Linked DNA regions of Homo sapiens: region 2 is linked to region 1. Evidence: chromatin loops called from intact Hi-C (ENCODE). Cell type or tissue: IMR-90. All regions are shown on one strand.

Region 1 (8,000 bases):
GGCAGAGCTTGCAGTGAGCCGAGATCACGCCACTGCACTCCAGCCTGGGCGATAAAGCGAGACTCCATCTCAAAAAAAATAAAAATAAATAAAAAAATAAAAGGGGCATATGGCAACTTATGGATTTCCCAAACCAGAGCCCAAGGTATGCTTCTCCTCCCACAGGACTCGATCGAGGCAAGGAATCCAGGAGCACTGGCAGCCCCCATAGCCCAGAAATAGCAAGCCAGTTGGTGGGCAGCTGACCTTGGGGCTCGGGGCCTGAGCTGAGGCCTGTTGCTTGGCAACAGCCAGCATCACACACCGTGGGCAGCAAGGGCTCTGGTGGTGACCCACGCCTCCAGCCCAGCCCAGATCTGCCTGGGTGCTGGAGAGGGCCGGCGAGTGTCCTTGGAGGCTTGGAAGAAAAGCTTCCGTCTGCAGGAGCACTTGCATGTGGTCCTGCCGACCTCCAGCTTTCTAGAAGGGCCGGCGACTGTGTAGTTATTATTATCTTTAATCCTGATGAGAACTCCGCAAATAAGGTCATCCTGCCCTCTTTATAGGTCAGGGAACCGAGACAGCCTGGTGAATGTCTTGCCAGGATCAGGTGTTGATTCTGCAGCACAGCCCCTCCACTGTGGCTGGAAGAGGGGTGGAGGGTCTGTAGCTCCTAGGTAGGGTTCAGAATGGGTTCAGTGGGAATTGGAAGGTAAGCAGAAGGTGATTAGAAACAGCGTTTGTGGGCCTGATACCCCCTGAGTCCTCCTCATATGAGGACTGCAAGTCCAGGGGTCCAGGGTGTGACCGCAATGGTGGTGGTGGTCCCAGGGGTGACGTTTTCAAGGCCCCGAGCTCCTTGCAGTGGGATGAGCCTGCATGGCACATGGGCCCTGGCTTGGGGAGGCAGGCCCTTTGGTGAACCGGCTCAGGATCATGGGCCGGGAAGCACTAAGCCTCTGGATACTGACTATCTCTTCAGACACCACCACATCCAACACCACGACAACCCGGCTTGGATCCTTACGGAGTGCTTCAGAGCACTGAACCAAAACCCCTGCACTGTGTATTGCACAAACCTCAGGCTCAAGCCTGCACATCTCTGCTTGCTGTCTGTGGGGGATGCTTCACAAACGAGTTCCCCTTTCTGGGTGTTATGAGAATTTTTCATGAGATATCTATCCTCCTTCTGTTTTTTTTTTTTTAATTATACTTTAAGTTCTAGGGTACATGTGCACAACGTGCAGGTTTGTTACATATGTATACATGCGCCATGTTGGTGTGCTGCACCCATTAACTTGTCATTTACATTAGGTATATATCTCCTAACGCTATCCCTCCCTGCTCCACCCACCCCACAACAGGCCCCGGTGTGTGATGTTCCCCTTCCTGTGACCAAGTGTTCTCATCGTTCAATTCCCACCTGAGTGAGAACATGCGGTGTTTGGTTTTTTGTCCTTGCGATAGTTTGCTGAGAATGATGGTTTCCAGCTTCATCCATGTCCCTACAAAAGACATGAACTCATCCTTTTTTATGGCTGCATAGTATTCCATGGTGTATATGTGCCACATTTTCTTAATCCAGTCTATCATTGATGGACACTTGGGTTGGTTCCAAGTCTTTGCTATTGTGAATAGTGCCGCAGTAAACATACGTGTTCATGTGTCTTTATAGCAGCATGATTCTCCTTCTGTTATTATTTGTATTATTCCACAGTTGAGGCCACTGAGACTCAGAGATGTTAAGTGACTTACTCAAGCTCACACAGCTGGAAAGGGCAGGGCTGAGATTCAAGGTTATTTATTCCAGTTATCTATTGCTGCATAACAAACCCATAACATAATGACTAACACAGGAACACATACTGTGTGCATAAATGTACAGTTTGGGTAGGGCTTGGCAGAGAGCTCATCTCTGCTCCTCTTGGCATTAGCTGGGCATGGAGTTTTCTGAAGGCTCATTCACCATGTGTTGGATGAGTGGTCTCGCTGTCCCCTGCAACCTTAGCTGAGTGCCTCTCCATAGGGTCTGGATTCCTTCCTCACAACATGCTACCTGTCTCCAGAGCCAGCATTCTCCCTCCCATCAAGGATTGAATGAGTCAAGAATAAAGCATTAAGCCAGGGGCAGTGTTTCACACCTGTACTTTGGGAGGCTAAGACAGGAGGATCGCTTGAGCCCGGGAGTTCGAGACCAGCCCAGGCAACATAATGAGACCCTGTCTCTAACAACAGCAACAGCAAAATAGCCACAGTGAGCTATGATTGCAAGGCAAGCAGGCAGGCAGGCAATCAGGCAGACAGGCAGGCAGGAAAGAAGGAAGGAAGGGAGGGAGGGAGGGAGGAAGGGCAGGCAAAGAGCTGTCTGGAACTGAAAAGTCCCCGTATAGGATCCAAGCAGAATGTTCTGTTCCTGAGCCCTGCAGGGCCCTGGTAAGCCTGGAGGTTAGGATGGAACCAGCTGTTTCCAGAACCTCCCTCCAAAAAAGAGGAGGATGGAGAAGGGACTGGCCCTGGAAGTCCTGAACTGGTCAGGTCAGGGAGCCAAACCGTAGAGGTTTCAGGCAGAAATGAGCCTTTCAAATGCCAGACTGCCCCTGATACAGCTGTTCCTCTTAGAAGTCTTGGTTCAGGCCAAGAACCAGGAGCTGCCCTGCTTCCGCCTCTCGCCCCCACTGTCAACAGTGCCACCTCCCAAATGTGCTGCGTCCACACACTTCCTCAGCCCCCATGGTCACACCGCAACTCTGGCCTGGACTGGTGCAGTAGCCTCCTCACTGTCACTGGCCCAATTCTAACACATTCCCACTCAGCAGCCAGAGATCTTTTGAAAGTGTAAATCAAACATCACATCGCATCACTTGGCTGTTCAAACATCTGAGGACTTCTTGTCCTTAGAATTAAATTCGAAGACAAGAAACAAAAACAGCCTGGGCACGGTGGCTCACACCTGTAATCCCAGCACGTTGGGAGGCCGAGGCAGGTGGATCACTGGAGATCAGGAGTTTGAGACCAGCGTGGCCAACATGATGAAACCCCGTCTCTACTAAAAATACAAAAAATTAGCCGGGCGTGATGGTGTGCTCCTGTAATCCCAGCTACTCGGGAGGCAGAGGCAGGAGAATCGCTTGAACCTGGGAGATGGAGGTTGCAGCAAGCCGAGATTGCACCACTGCACTCCAGCCTGGGTGACAGAGTGAGAGTCTGAAAGAGAGAGAGAGAGAGAAGAGAAAGAAGGAAGGAAGGAAGGAGAGAGAGAGAGAAAGAGAAAAGAAAGAAAGGAAGGAAGAAAGAAAGAAAGAGAAAAAGAAAGAAAGAAAGAAAGAAAAAGAAAAAGAAAGAAAGGAGAAAGGAGAAAGGAAAGAAAGAAATTAAAAAGAAAGAAAAGAGAATTAAATTCGAACTCTTCAAACTCAAACTCCTACAAGACAGCACTGCATCTCACCTTGCCCTCCCTGCTCCCTCTGCCTGGAACCATCTCCCACATTTATCTGTGCTTGGCTGGTTTCCTCTTGTCCTTCTGGTCTCAGTATGGAGGTTGCCTCCTTGGAGAGGTGCTCTGACCACGTGGTTCAAATCAGTCCCGACCCCCACCTTAGATCTTTATTATCTGGTGACATCACTTTATTTATTTATTTATTTATTTATTTATTTATTTATTTATTTATTTACTTGCTTTTTTCTTTGCTCCCCTCTACTGAGCTCTGGTCTCTTGAGCTGGTCCCAAGTATCAGAGTCAGGGCTTGGCACAGAGTAGACACACAATAAGCCGAGTGAGAGTCTAATGAACACACACACACCTCCCTTGGAGCGCTCTCACTCGTGTCCACTCAATCATATGCTGAGACCCTCTGCCACACTTGCAAACACAGACACACACTTCTCCACCCCTGGACACGTCCTGCGCGGGAGCTCCGAGATGCGTGAGCGCCTGTAACCAGGGATGCTGCCGCCCCCTCCTGGAAAGATTGGGAAAGTACAGCCAGAGTCTTTCTGGGAAACCACTCCAATGCTAACCTCAGGCTAATCCTAACTCCCCTTCCTTGCAGACAGCTGTCCCTGCCCAGGCAGGGTCTTCAGATCATTTCTGATATTTGGCCTAGGGCCTGGGCTGTATGTTCTTACCAGGTGCGGAGGAAGGAAGGAAGGAAGGGAGGGAGGGGAGGGGAGGGGAGGGGAGGAAACTGACGCAGGTAAGAGCATTCACCTCTTTCCCTCTCCAAGGCTCAGTTTCAGGATCATTGTCACAGGTCTGACACGAATCATGTGCAATAATTTTTTGTACATTCATAGGTTTGGAACACGGTATAAAGGGCCTTGAATGCCAGAATGAAGCCTTGGGTTTTATCCTGCAGTCGTTGGGAGCCACTAAGAGTTTCTGAGCAAGAGAGGGACAGGATCCGAACTGTGCTTTGGAAAGATGAACCAGCCGGTGTGCATTCATGCATTCACTCATTCGTTCATTCATTCATTCATCTGACCAAAATGTGCTTTAAACATCTTTTGCATGCCGGGCCCTGGGAATGCAGCAGTGACCAGAGGTGCTGTTGGACTTCATGGAGCTCATGGCCTCGAGTGACATGTGTGGGAGTGGACATTTGGACACAGAGGAGGCATCACCCCAGTCCTAGGCAAGGTGAGCCCTGGGGCAACATAAGGCTCACATAGGCGCCTTAGCTTCTGCCCTGTATGTAGACAGAGCAGGGTGGGAGTCAACTAAGCCACTGATTTAAGTACAGACCCTGGGACAGGGGCAAGCCTGTTGGTCCTCAGCTCCCATCCTAGGTCATGAGAGGCCAACTTGACCAACGCAGGAGGTGTATCTGTTCATTCCCCTCCCCAATCAAATAGATGCAAATAACATGCAAGAGGTCCGAATTTAAAGTATGTTAGTGTTAAATAAATGTATTATGGTCTGCCTGGCGCAATTATAGTCAAACTCAACATGTAGGATGTGACCCACATGAAATACTGAACCGATTTTAGTATCAGACAGCATACTCACTTTGGAGACGAGAAGAGGCAGAGGCCCAGGGACACACCATATGGAGAGATGCACACACGGGCAGGTGTTCATGAATTTACTGCATTCAGGAGGTGAGAAGAAAAAAGAGACAGATTTCATTTTCAGCTCTGGCTGGAGTTACGGTCCTTCCTTTGAAGGAACATGGATGAGGAGCTAGAAGTCCTAGGTACTAGTCCCCACCACAGCCACTTGGTAGCTGTGTCAATTCTAACTGGCCACTGTATTCTCATCTGTACAATGGGTCCAATGACAGGGAAGCATGAAGGAGACCATGGAGGTGTCTTAGGTTGGGATCTCCAGAAGTTGACCCTGAACCAAGGATTCCTGTGAAAATGACTTACTGTGTGTGAAGTATTTCCAGGAACAGCTAGAGGAAGGGGAAGCAGGCAGGGCCAGCAAGACCATGCCCCACCAGGTCTGTCCTGCAAAGGAGGTGGCATAAGTCATACCTCAGAGTTGGCCCATTTGGGGGGCAAGGGAGCTGGGGTATTCATACTCCTGTGCTCATTGGTAATTAGAGGGAGTAAATTCCCCTCTGGAGGACATACCTTTCCAGGCACTTCCAGCTCTCCATACGTACAGGCAAAGCTGGGTCGAGCAGGCTACGAACTGTCCTCTGAAAGACACAGGTGCTGGCTGCTGGGAGTGAGAGCATCCTGGGAGCTGCTGTACACAGTATGGGACCCAAGGGATGGTCTACTGTAGGACGGGAAGTGCTTTGTAAACTGTGAAGTGTGGTACTGGGATTGAGGAGGGTCCTCATCTGGGACTTCCTGCAGCTCACTGATCCGTCTCAGCCAAGTTGTCTTTCCTCGTGGGTCTATTTCTTCCTGGGCAATTGAAGGCAACAACACACACGGATTGTCATGGGTGGAGGGGTGTGGTGAAATGGTAACTACTCTGGTGGTGAGGCTGTGGAGAGGCGTGCACCTTTATGCACTGCTGGTGGGAGTGTAAATTGGCGTAACGTTCTATGGAAGGCAATGTGGCAATGTCTATCAAATTACAAATTCACAAATCCTTCAACCCAGCAATTGTATTTATAGGATTTTGTCCTACAATAGATACTCACACACATGAAACAACATGACAAGCTTATCCGCTGCAACTCTGTAATTGCAAATAAATTAAAACAATTATTGAATAAATTATATACACTCATGAAATGGAATATCCTACAACAATAATAACAATAAAAAGGAGAATGAGGAAGTGGCCTCTGTATTGTTACTGGATGATCTCCAAGCCCCATAGTTAAGTTACAAAAAAGCAAGATAAAGAACTACATATGATATTTCTTTAACAAATTCTTCTATAGCCAAGTATTGTCTTAGGTGCTTTACAAATATGAATCCACTTAGTCCTCCTGACACTCCTGAGATAAATATTATTATGTCCATTTTACAGATGTGAAAACTGAGGCACACAGGTTAAGTAATTTTTTAAAAAACAGGTGTGCACCACCATGCCTAGCTAATTAAAAAACATATATATATATATTTTGTACATATGGGATCTTGCTATGTTGCCAGAGCAGGTCTTGAACTCCTGGGCTTAAGCCGTCCTCCTGCCTTGGCCTCCCAAAGTGTTGGAATTACAGGCGTGAGCCACCACACCCAGCAGGTTTAGTAATTAGATGAAGGTCAGGAAGCTAGTAAATGGCAAAACTAGGATTTGAAGAGGAAGGGGCTCCAGGAGCTGTGTTTTTTGTTTCAGCTTTATTATTATTATTATTATTTTGAAAGTTTTGGGGGAACAGGTGGTATTTGGTTACATGAAGAAGTTCTTTAGTTGTGATTTCTGAGATTTTGGTGCACCCATCACCCGAGCAGCGTATACTGTACCCAGTGGTTAGTCGTTTGTCCCTCACCCCTCCCACCCTTCCCCGAGTCCCCATAGTCCATTGTATCATTCTTATCCCTTTCTGTCCTCACAGCTTAGCCCCCACTTATCAGTGAGAAGATACAATGTTTGGTTTTCCATTCCTGAGTTGCTTTACTTACAATAATGGTATCCAGCTCCATCCAGGTTGCTGCAAAGGACCTGTGCCTTTGTGTTACTAGGTTGTATTTCCTCTCTGTAGCTGAAGATTACTCCTAACTAATCATAACTCCATTTCCCAGTGATTGGTTTGGCAGTGATTGGTTTGAGGAGGGAACACAGCCCAATTCTGGCCAATGAGATATGAGGGGATGTCTGCTAGGGAACTTCCAGGCAAGATTTTCTCACTGATGAAAAGGGATGTCCGGGGAGTCCATCTCCTCTGCTTCTTGAAGTCATGGTGAAGCTGTGGATGGAGCAGCCACCTAGTGATTGGGAGAGTCCAAGCCTGAAGTCAGAGGCCCACACACTGAGGATGGAGGAATGGGAAGACAGGCATAACCTGGGACCCTATAGTCATTGGGCCACTGAGATAACCAACCCTGGGCGTCTTGATTTGTGTGATGATAGACATCTTTACTGCTTAAGGCAGTGGATCTCAAACTGGAGTGGGCATTAACATCACCTGTTAAAGCACAGGTGGTTGAACTCCACCCCCAGAATTTCTGATTCAGTAGGTAAAGCCAAGAACTGGCCTTTCTAACAAGGTGATGCTGATGCCAGCTGGTCTGGGAACCACACTTGGAAAACCATCAGTATAAAGCATTTTAAGTTAGAGTTTTCGTTCATTAACAAAGGAAGCGGCCAGGCATGGTAGAGCTCACCTGTAATTTACATGCAGCTGCTCTGGAGGCCGAGGCAGAAGGATTGCTTGAGCCCAGGAGTTTGAAGCCAGCTTGGGCAACATAGAGAGACCCCCATCTTTAATTATGTAAAAAGCCAGAGGCATCCTGTGACCTTGAGTGACGTGCCTTTCAAATCCTCTGGAGTAAGGGGTGCCAGGGGTTGGGAGTCAGAGCCCCAGAGCAGGGGCCAGGAGCCCAGGGTTCTCCAACCCTCCTTGTGACCTTGTGCAATTCATTTCTTCTCTGCAGGGTCTGCTCCCATCTGTCAT
Region 2 (8,000 bases), 370 kb before region 1:
TATTCAGGAGACTGTGGTAGGAGGATTGTTGGAGCCCAAGAGTTTGAGGCTACAGTGAGCTATGATTATGCCACTGCATTCCAACCTGGGTGACAGAACAAGACCCTGTCACTAAAAAGAAAAAAAAAAAAGGATGAAAAGATAAGACACAGGATGGGAGTAAATATTTGCAAATCACATAGCTAATGAAAGATTGTATTAGTCAGGGCTTCTCAGAGAATCAGAACTTTTAATTCCAAAGGCCAGGGGCCTGAGGGGAGGGTACCAGCTATTATAGGACCCAGAGTTTGAAGACCTAAGAACCAGGAGAACTCTGATGTCGAAGAAGAAAAGAAGGATGCTCAGCTCAAGGAAAGAGAGAGAATTTGCACTCTCTCTGCCTTTCTGATCTATTCAGACCCTCAATGGATTAGATAATGTCCATCTACATTGCTGAGGGCAAAGTTCTTTACCTAGTGTACTGATTCAAATGCTAATCTCATCCGGAAACAATCTCACAGACACACCAAGAAATAGTTTTACCAGCTATCTGGGCATCCCTTGTGATAGCCCAGAGAAGTTGACACATAAAATTAACCATCCCAAAGATCATATCCAGAATATGCAAACAATGTCTAAAACTCAACAATAAGAAAGCAAACATCTACATTAAAAAATGGGCACAAGATATGAACAGACATCTCACCAAAGAATGTATACAAATGGCAAATAAGCATTTGAAGAAATGATCATTCGTCATTATAGAAATGCAAATTAAAACAACTACTACACACCTATAAAAATAGCTAAATTACAACCAACTGGCAATACCAGTGCTGATGAAGATGCAGAGCAACAGAAACTGTCACTCATTGCTAGTGGGAATGAAAAATGGTACTTTGGAAGTACGGTTTGGAAGTTTGGCAGTTTCTTATAAAGTTAAACATTGATTTACCATACAATCTAGAAATTATGTCCCTAGGTATTTACTCAACTGATAAGGAATCTTATGTCTACACAAAAACCTGCACACAATGTTTATAGCAGCTTTATTCATAATAAAGCCAGATGCAACTAAGATGTCCTTTAATAGGTGAATGGATAAACAAACAGTGGAACAGTCATACTATGGAACATTATTCGGAGATAAAAGGAACTGTTAATTCACACAACAATATGGATGAATCTTAAGTGCATATTGCTAAATGAAAGAAGCCAGTTTCCAAATGTTTTATATATATATATATGTGTGTGTGTGTGTGTGTGTGTGTGCGTGTGTATATACATATATACATATACGTATATATATATATGATAATTCCGTTTATATGATTTCTTTAAAAAAGCAAATGATAGAGATGGGAAATAGATCAGTGGTTGCCAGAGGACTGAGAAGAAGGAGACAGGTGGCTAAGTGAAGCACAGTGGATATTTTACAGCCATGAAACTATTCTGTGTGGTACTGTAGTGATTGATATATCTGCTAAGGGCTTGATATCTAGAACATATAAAGAGGTCCTACACTATCCATTTGTCACTATGCATTTGTCAAAACCATAGAATTTTACAGCACAAAAAGTAAACCTTGGCCGGGCGCGGTGGCTCACACCTGTAATCCCAGCACTTTGGGAGGCCGAGGCAAGTGGATCACCTGAGGTCGGGAGTTCGAGAGCAGCCTGACCAACATGGAGAAACCCCATCTCTACTAAAAATACAAAATTAGCTGGGTGTGGTGGTGCATGCCTGCAATCCCAGCTACTCGGGCGGCTGAGGAGGAGAATCGCTTGAACCCGGGAGGCGGAGGTTCCGGTGAGCCAAGATTGCGCCATTGCGCGACCTTGCAACAAGAGGGAAACTACATCTCAAAAAAAAAAAAAAAAAAAGTAAACCTTAATGTATGCCAATTTTTAAAAATCTACTAGGAGGATGGGGAATCACAGGATAAAATGCAGATGATGGCAACAGAATCTAATTGTATTACAAACGTACGAGGGATCTCATTGAAGGGCATGGAGACTAGAGGTGCTGACCTAAACAACTTTGGAAATGACTGGAAACAAGAAGACTCAAGATGAAAAGAGCTGTCCATAAGCACTGCCCTCCAGTTGGTAGAGCTGTGTCTCACAGGGGTATGGTTTGACAATTCTGAAACCCCAGTACATGTGTACTAACATTGAACAATTAAGTAAATGGATGGCAGATGGTAGGAGCCAGGTTTTTCACTGCTGAAGTGGGAGGTTATAGATAAGCAAAGGGAGAAGGATAGAATGAACTGTATGAATGTGTTAGAGTCAGAGACGGTAGCATGAGCTCATGTTTAACTTAATATAGATACCAATGATAGATACAGAATCATTACAGTTATGTGAATACACGGGCTAGGATACATACATGTATTTCCTAGCTCTGCCCCCTGGTAGTGGGTCCCCAATAGCAACATGCAAACCCACCATCCAGATCTGTTTCTAAGAACATTCTCCAGTGAAAGGAACCGGGCTCCCTGGAGAAACGGCTGATTCTAGGGCTGGGAAGAAAATATGCAAGATGAGTCTGGAGCAGCTTTAGTGCCAGAAAGTAAGGAAGGGCTCAAAAACATAACAAAAAATTATGGCAAAGGGAAACAGGAGCCAATAGAGAGAGCTCCCAGGCGCCAAAACTGGAACAATTTAAGCAACAATATAAATAACATAGTATTGGATTATAATGAAAAGTACAAAATAAATATCCATGAGTGCACACGGATAGAATAAATGACTGAATAAACCAGTAGCAGAAGAATTCCAAATAACTTATTACATACTGCCCCCTCAAGGAAGTGAAGCATAACTCCCCATCCCTTAAGTGGAGGCTGTGCATAGCGGCTATTCTGTGAGGCTATTCTCATTATTAGACTGGGGTTATTATTAGACTGGTTTGGGGGAGGAAAACCACAGAGGTACAGTGTCATTCTCAAAAAGTTATATCAAGAGAATATGCTATCAATATCAATATCACTTAATGTCAACCCTGATGGCCTAGTTAATTATTTGATCAGTCTTCTGTTGAAATTATTGTTGTTGTTAATTATTATTGTTGTTAATTATTTGATCAGTCTTCTGTTGATGAGCCTTGAGGCTTGAGGTAACGTCTGTCAGGTAATGGCAAAGGTAATGTTTATATCCAAAGGTAATGTTATCACCATAATGCTAACTATAACATTATAAATATATTTTTAAATGGCCACAATACCTCAGGGCCCTTGCATCATACTCTGCCGTGTGACTTTGCTGCTCCTCCCTGGGAGAAGTGATTTCTATTTCCCCACCTCTTGAATCTGGGCTGGCTTGTGACATGTTTGCACCAACAGAATGTAATGGATGTAAATTCACACCAGTTATACAGTCTCAGGAGGCACTGCATGTTATCAGATGTTGACGGACACATAGCCTGAACACCCCTCTAACCCTAGCTGATAGCCAGTCAACTACCAGACATGTGATTTAGACCATCCTAAATAAACCAGCCCCAGCTGACCCACCCTTTCTGATCCCAGACACAAGGAGCAAATGCAAAGTTAGCTGAGCTTGGCCCAGATCAGCAGTGCTACCCAGCTGACCCACATGAGCAATACCAAAAGCTTTCTATTTAAAGCCACTGAATTTCGGAGTGGTTTGTTATACCGCAATAGCTATGTGCCTCACTGGCACCTAGGCATAACAATGCATGTAGGTGCTTATTTGTTGTAACACACTGTGATTACAGAAGATTAGAAGCAGCCTCAAGGCTCATCAATAGAACACTGATCAAATAATTACAGGAGAGCCAAACAATGGAATATTATGCAGCTGTTCAAAAGAACGAGGCAGCCCTATGTGAATCAACATGGAACAAACTCCATGATGCATTTTTAAGCGAAGCAGCAAGAGGCAGAAGAGTATACAGAGCAAGCTACTATTGATCCTGTAAAATACTTGCATTTGCATGGACTGTCTCCGGGTGGGTACACAGAAACATGTAACAATGGCTGTCTCTAGGAAGGGGAACTGGGTGCCTGGGGAACAAGAGTGGAAGCGAGACTTCCTTTTCACGCTATCCTCTTTTTTATCTTTTGAATCGTGTAAATGTGTTATCCATTCAAAAATAAATAAAACCAGAATGTAAAAACTCCTATGCCTTTCAAATGCAGAGAGCCTTATTATTCTCTTTCCAAGACTCCCAAGATCCACCGGGACCAAAAAACAGCAGTCAGGGAACAATTCCGATTTTCCCTCCTCTCTCCCCCACAGCCCCCACCCGCGCAGAGCGAAGCTGGCTTCTCCGGTAAACCCCTGCTTGTGAGTTGCGCCCAGGCGACACTACCTCGCCTGCCACCGGAGGGCAGCGCGAGGCTTCCTTCCCGGGGAGGAACTGCGGCGAGACGGTGGTCGGCCCTGAATAGCAAGCTGGCTCCTAGATCAAAGGCTCTGGCATTCCGTTTTTGCGTGCATGTTTGTTTGTTTTCTTTCTTTCTTCTTCCTCTTCTTTATTTTTTTAAAGGTCTCGACCCAAGAACCCCATTCCAGGCAGTAGGTTCGCCAGCCATTGCTTGTGCGTCTTCGCGGAGAGAGAGGGGGGAGATGCCCCGGCGCTCCTTACCCGGCTGGATAAGACCCTTTGGGGAACTTGCTGCTTCGCAAGTCTTACTTGTGAGGACCCGGAGGGTTTGCCTTTGACCCCGCCTGTGACCTTAAGAAAACCCCTTTCTACCCTGCGCCTGTCCCACAGCTGGAAGTGATAATTTTAAGAATGAATTAAGCACTCGGTGTGTGACACTGCGGCACTAAGCACTTTCTGGACTGTGTTAGGCCCCATTTTACAGACGGGGAAGCTGAGGCCTCCAGAGGCGGAGTAACCTGCTCATGGTTACAAAGCTGGTCAGCGGCGGGCAGGATTTGAATCCAGGGTTCCCGGTTCCTAATCCTCTGCTTTTACCACTTAATTTATCCTGCCTCCAAGGGCTGCTGGGAAAAAGGCGGATTTCAAAGGAGAAGCAGCTAAGGAAAAGCTCTGGAAAGGGCCAACGGAGCGGATATTCCCGGAGCCCCTCTGCGAGCCACGCGCCCCTCTGGGAAGCCCGCTTCCCCCTGCAGACAGGCGCTGTGACACGCTTGCGCCCCGGTCGAACAGGCGAAGAGGCCGAGGCCCAGAGCGGCGCAGGGCGAGCCTGGAGGCTGCGCCCCAGACCTGGACCAGCCACGGACGCCGCTCCCGCCGCTCCCTCCGCTCCGCTGCGCTCCGCACGCTGGCGCCGGCTCCCCGAGGCCCCGGGCGCCCCGGCCGCACGCCTGGGTAAAAGGTCCCGAGGAGTCCGCAGAAGCGCGCCCACGCCCGAGACGGCCGTTTCCGCCGGCCTGGGAAAGGGGCGGAGAAGGGGGTCGCCCGGGCCGCAGCGTGCCGGTCCCCGCCGGCCGAGCCGTGTTTGGGGCCAGTCCCCGCACCCCGCTTCTTCCCCACCTGGGGAGCGGGGCGCCGCGGTAGGGGCACTGGAGCGCACGATGCACCCCGCCAACGAGTCCTTTCTGCAGACGGGGTTCCTGTTTTCATGCAAATGCCTTTGTTAGCGCACCGGGAACCAGGGGGACGGAACTGCAGCTGACGCGGGCTGCGCGCCGCTTTTCCGCCTTCGCTTGATTCGGCCTCAACGACTTAAACGCGCCGGGAACAAAAACGCCGGCGCCGCGGAAACCCTCAGGAGCGGCACGAGAAGCGCGGCTCCGCTGGGGTCCGCGAGAAGCGGTGCGGGCGGCCGGGCTGGTGCCTGCAGGCCCTCTCACCGCATCACCAAGGGCAAGGAACCTCCAACTGTCCCTCAGTTTCTCTACCTGCACTGGGATGTCCTACATAAGGAGTCAGCTCAGTGCCCGCATCTTGCTGTAATTATTTTGTCCAAGCACTGTGGGAGGCAGCGTTGAGGAGGCTGTTGTGGGGAGTTTGCCTGTCAGAGAGAAGAGGGAAATAAACAAGAAACATACAGACAAAATAATTTCAAATAGCAACAAGTGTTAATATCGTAGCAAACACCAATGCAGCGCTTATGCCAGGCTCTGCTCTATGCTATATGCACATTAGGTCATGTAATCCTCACTCCCTTGTACAGATAGGAAAATGCTGGTTGAATAATCTATTGAAGGGAAATAGGAAGTTGAACAATATGTGGAGAAACAGGTTGCACGATAGGTGGAGAAACAACAGGTTGCACGATATGTGGGGAACCAGGTTGAACAATAGCCTCAAGTGCGCAGTAGGTAGGCTCGGCACTTGAGAATATTGGGCCCAGCCTGGGTTTCGACCCAGCCAGTCCAGCCCCAAGTGGAAGCTTTTGCACACTCCATTACACCAGTTTTGGCTGTACTAGGAAGGATGTAAAGTGGTGACACGCCCAAGAGAGAGCTGGGGCTAGACAGGAGCTGCTCCTAAAAGGATGTCAATGGACGTCTCTGTGCAAGAGAGTAAGCTGAGGCCTGCACAGTGAGAGGAACTAGCCATGCAAAGAGCTGGGCGTGTCCAGCAGAGAAAACAGCAAGGGCAAAGGCCTTGAGGTGGGAGAGTAGATGTGGGGTTTCATGAACATAAGGATGGAACTCAGTGAGCAGTAGTAAGGAGACTGGAGATGGTCAGCAGCTGGGGGTAGCAGGCTTTGCAGGTCTCGGCAAGGAGCTGGACTTTTATTCTAGGTGTGATGGGAAGTTGTGTTGTTATGGCCACTGAAGGAGTTGCGTGGATGGAGTTGGACCAGAGGGTGGGTGCCCTTCCTGCCTTGCCAGCCTTAGGTTCAAGGAGGAAGTTGATTGCTTAGGCCTTAAGCTTGCCCCTCCTCATCTGACCTCCTGGCTTCTAGGACATTCCTGAGGACGTACACCAAGTCTCCAACATTACCTGATGTCAGATCAGGTAAGCCCTCATCTTATAGATAGGGCTAAGACTGAGGCCCTGACTTCAGGGATGTGTCTTCACCTTTGAGTAGGAGAAGCAGGGGTGGTATCTGCTTCATCTACTCATGTACCTGCAGCACCTAGCACAGGCTGACCAGCCCATCCTTGGACCCAGGCAAGCGGGGCTCTGCCCTGGCCAGCCTCCAGCTGCGTACATCCCCACAGGCTAGAGAGTCTGCAGTGCCAAGGGGATATACCCATCCAAGTCTTTGCTCCTTGTCTAGAATACTACAGATTCCTAGGATTCCTGAGCTCCCTACCTAAAAGTCCCAAGCCTGCTGCCAGGCCTCTTCCTGGTCTATTGTCTGGAGGCAGAACACTAAGCCCAGGGTGTAGCCAAGGGGCACTGCAGAGGATAGGGTGTGGATGGAGATTGGACCTGCAGCCTGGGATGTCTACACACATGCAGGTGAGGTGTGCACGGTACAGGATGGAGCTGGGGATGAGAAGGGAAGGTGGCAGTTTATAGGCTGGGAAATGAGCGACCAGGGAATGGGGCTGGCTCTCCCCAGCACCGCCACATTTCAGTGCGAGTATCTAAGAAATCCAAATCAATCCTGGCCTTTCAGGCTGCTGAGAAGTTATACTTACTGAGGAGAAGGATAGAACATTTAAGAGAAGGTATTGGTCTGATTTATAATTTTTAAATATTTAGATTTAAGGGTGAGTGGACACCAGCCTCCACCAATATCAAGAGTGTGTTTGGCCTAGACCCTAGGAGATATTCAATATTTATCAAATAGATGGATGAATCTCATTTAATTTAATCCTCACACAGACTCAACGGAGGGAAATCACATCGTCTGTGCTTTATTGATGAGGGAACTAAGGCTTGGAGAGATTTAATGACTGGCCTATTTGTCAAGTTAGAAGTTTGTCTAGCAGAGCTGAGAGCCTCAAGCCCTAACGTGTCTGATTCCAAAATCCATTGCAATTGGTTCATGACAAGTTCACTCCCATTATGACCACATTAAATATATTATAACTGTTTGAGCATGTCACTCGCTGATCTTTGGGAACATAAGCACTGTTTATATTACATGAAAAAGGCCTTCTCTTCTTCATTCTTAC

What was found. Hi-C counts contacts between places; a loop is a spot of excess contacts. Peaks named below come from ENCODE experiments on the same cell type or tissue, not always from the same donor. Only the 100,000 strongest peaks of a DNase experiment are listed, where the experiment ranks them.
Region 2: it touches region 1 in a loop (13-fold over the local background); 12 of 110 quality-filtered maps call a loop at or near these places.

What each region holds. Positions count from the first base shown.
Region 1 is chr20:2,168,796-2,176,795 of GRCh38, forward strand. It overlaps LOC124904859 (a long non-coding RNA gene), which reads left to right and starts at 4,380. Exons shown (of 2, transcript XR_007067500.1): 1 at 4,380-4,615; 2 at 7,981-8,000. In IMR-90, a CTCF peak has its summit at 3,935 (motif pointing left); no DNase peak of the experiment used is centred here; H3K27me3 peaks cover 2,154 bases.
Region 2 is chr20:1,798,161-1,806,160 of GRCh38, forward strand. No RefSeq gene overlaps it. Among named protein-coding and RNA genes, the nearest start is that of SIRPA, 93 kb to the right of the region's middle. RefSeq lists a silencer at 5,212-5,461. In IMR-90, CTCF peaks have their summits at 2,793 and 4,324 (motif pointing right); DNase peaks (open chromatin) are centred at 4,351 and 5,611; H3K4me3 peaks cover 1,450 bases; H3K27ac peaks cover 695 bases; H3K27me3 peaks cover 168 bases.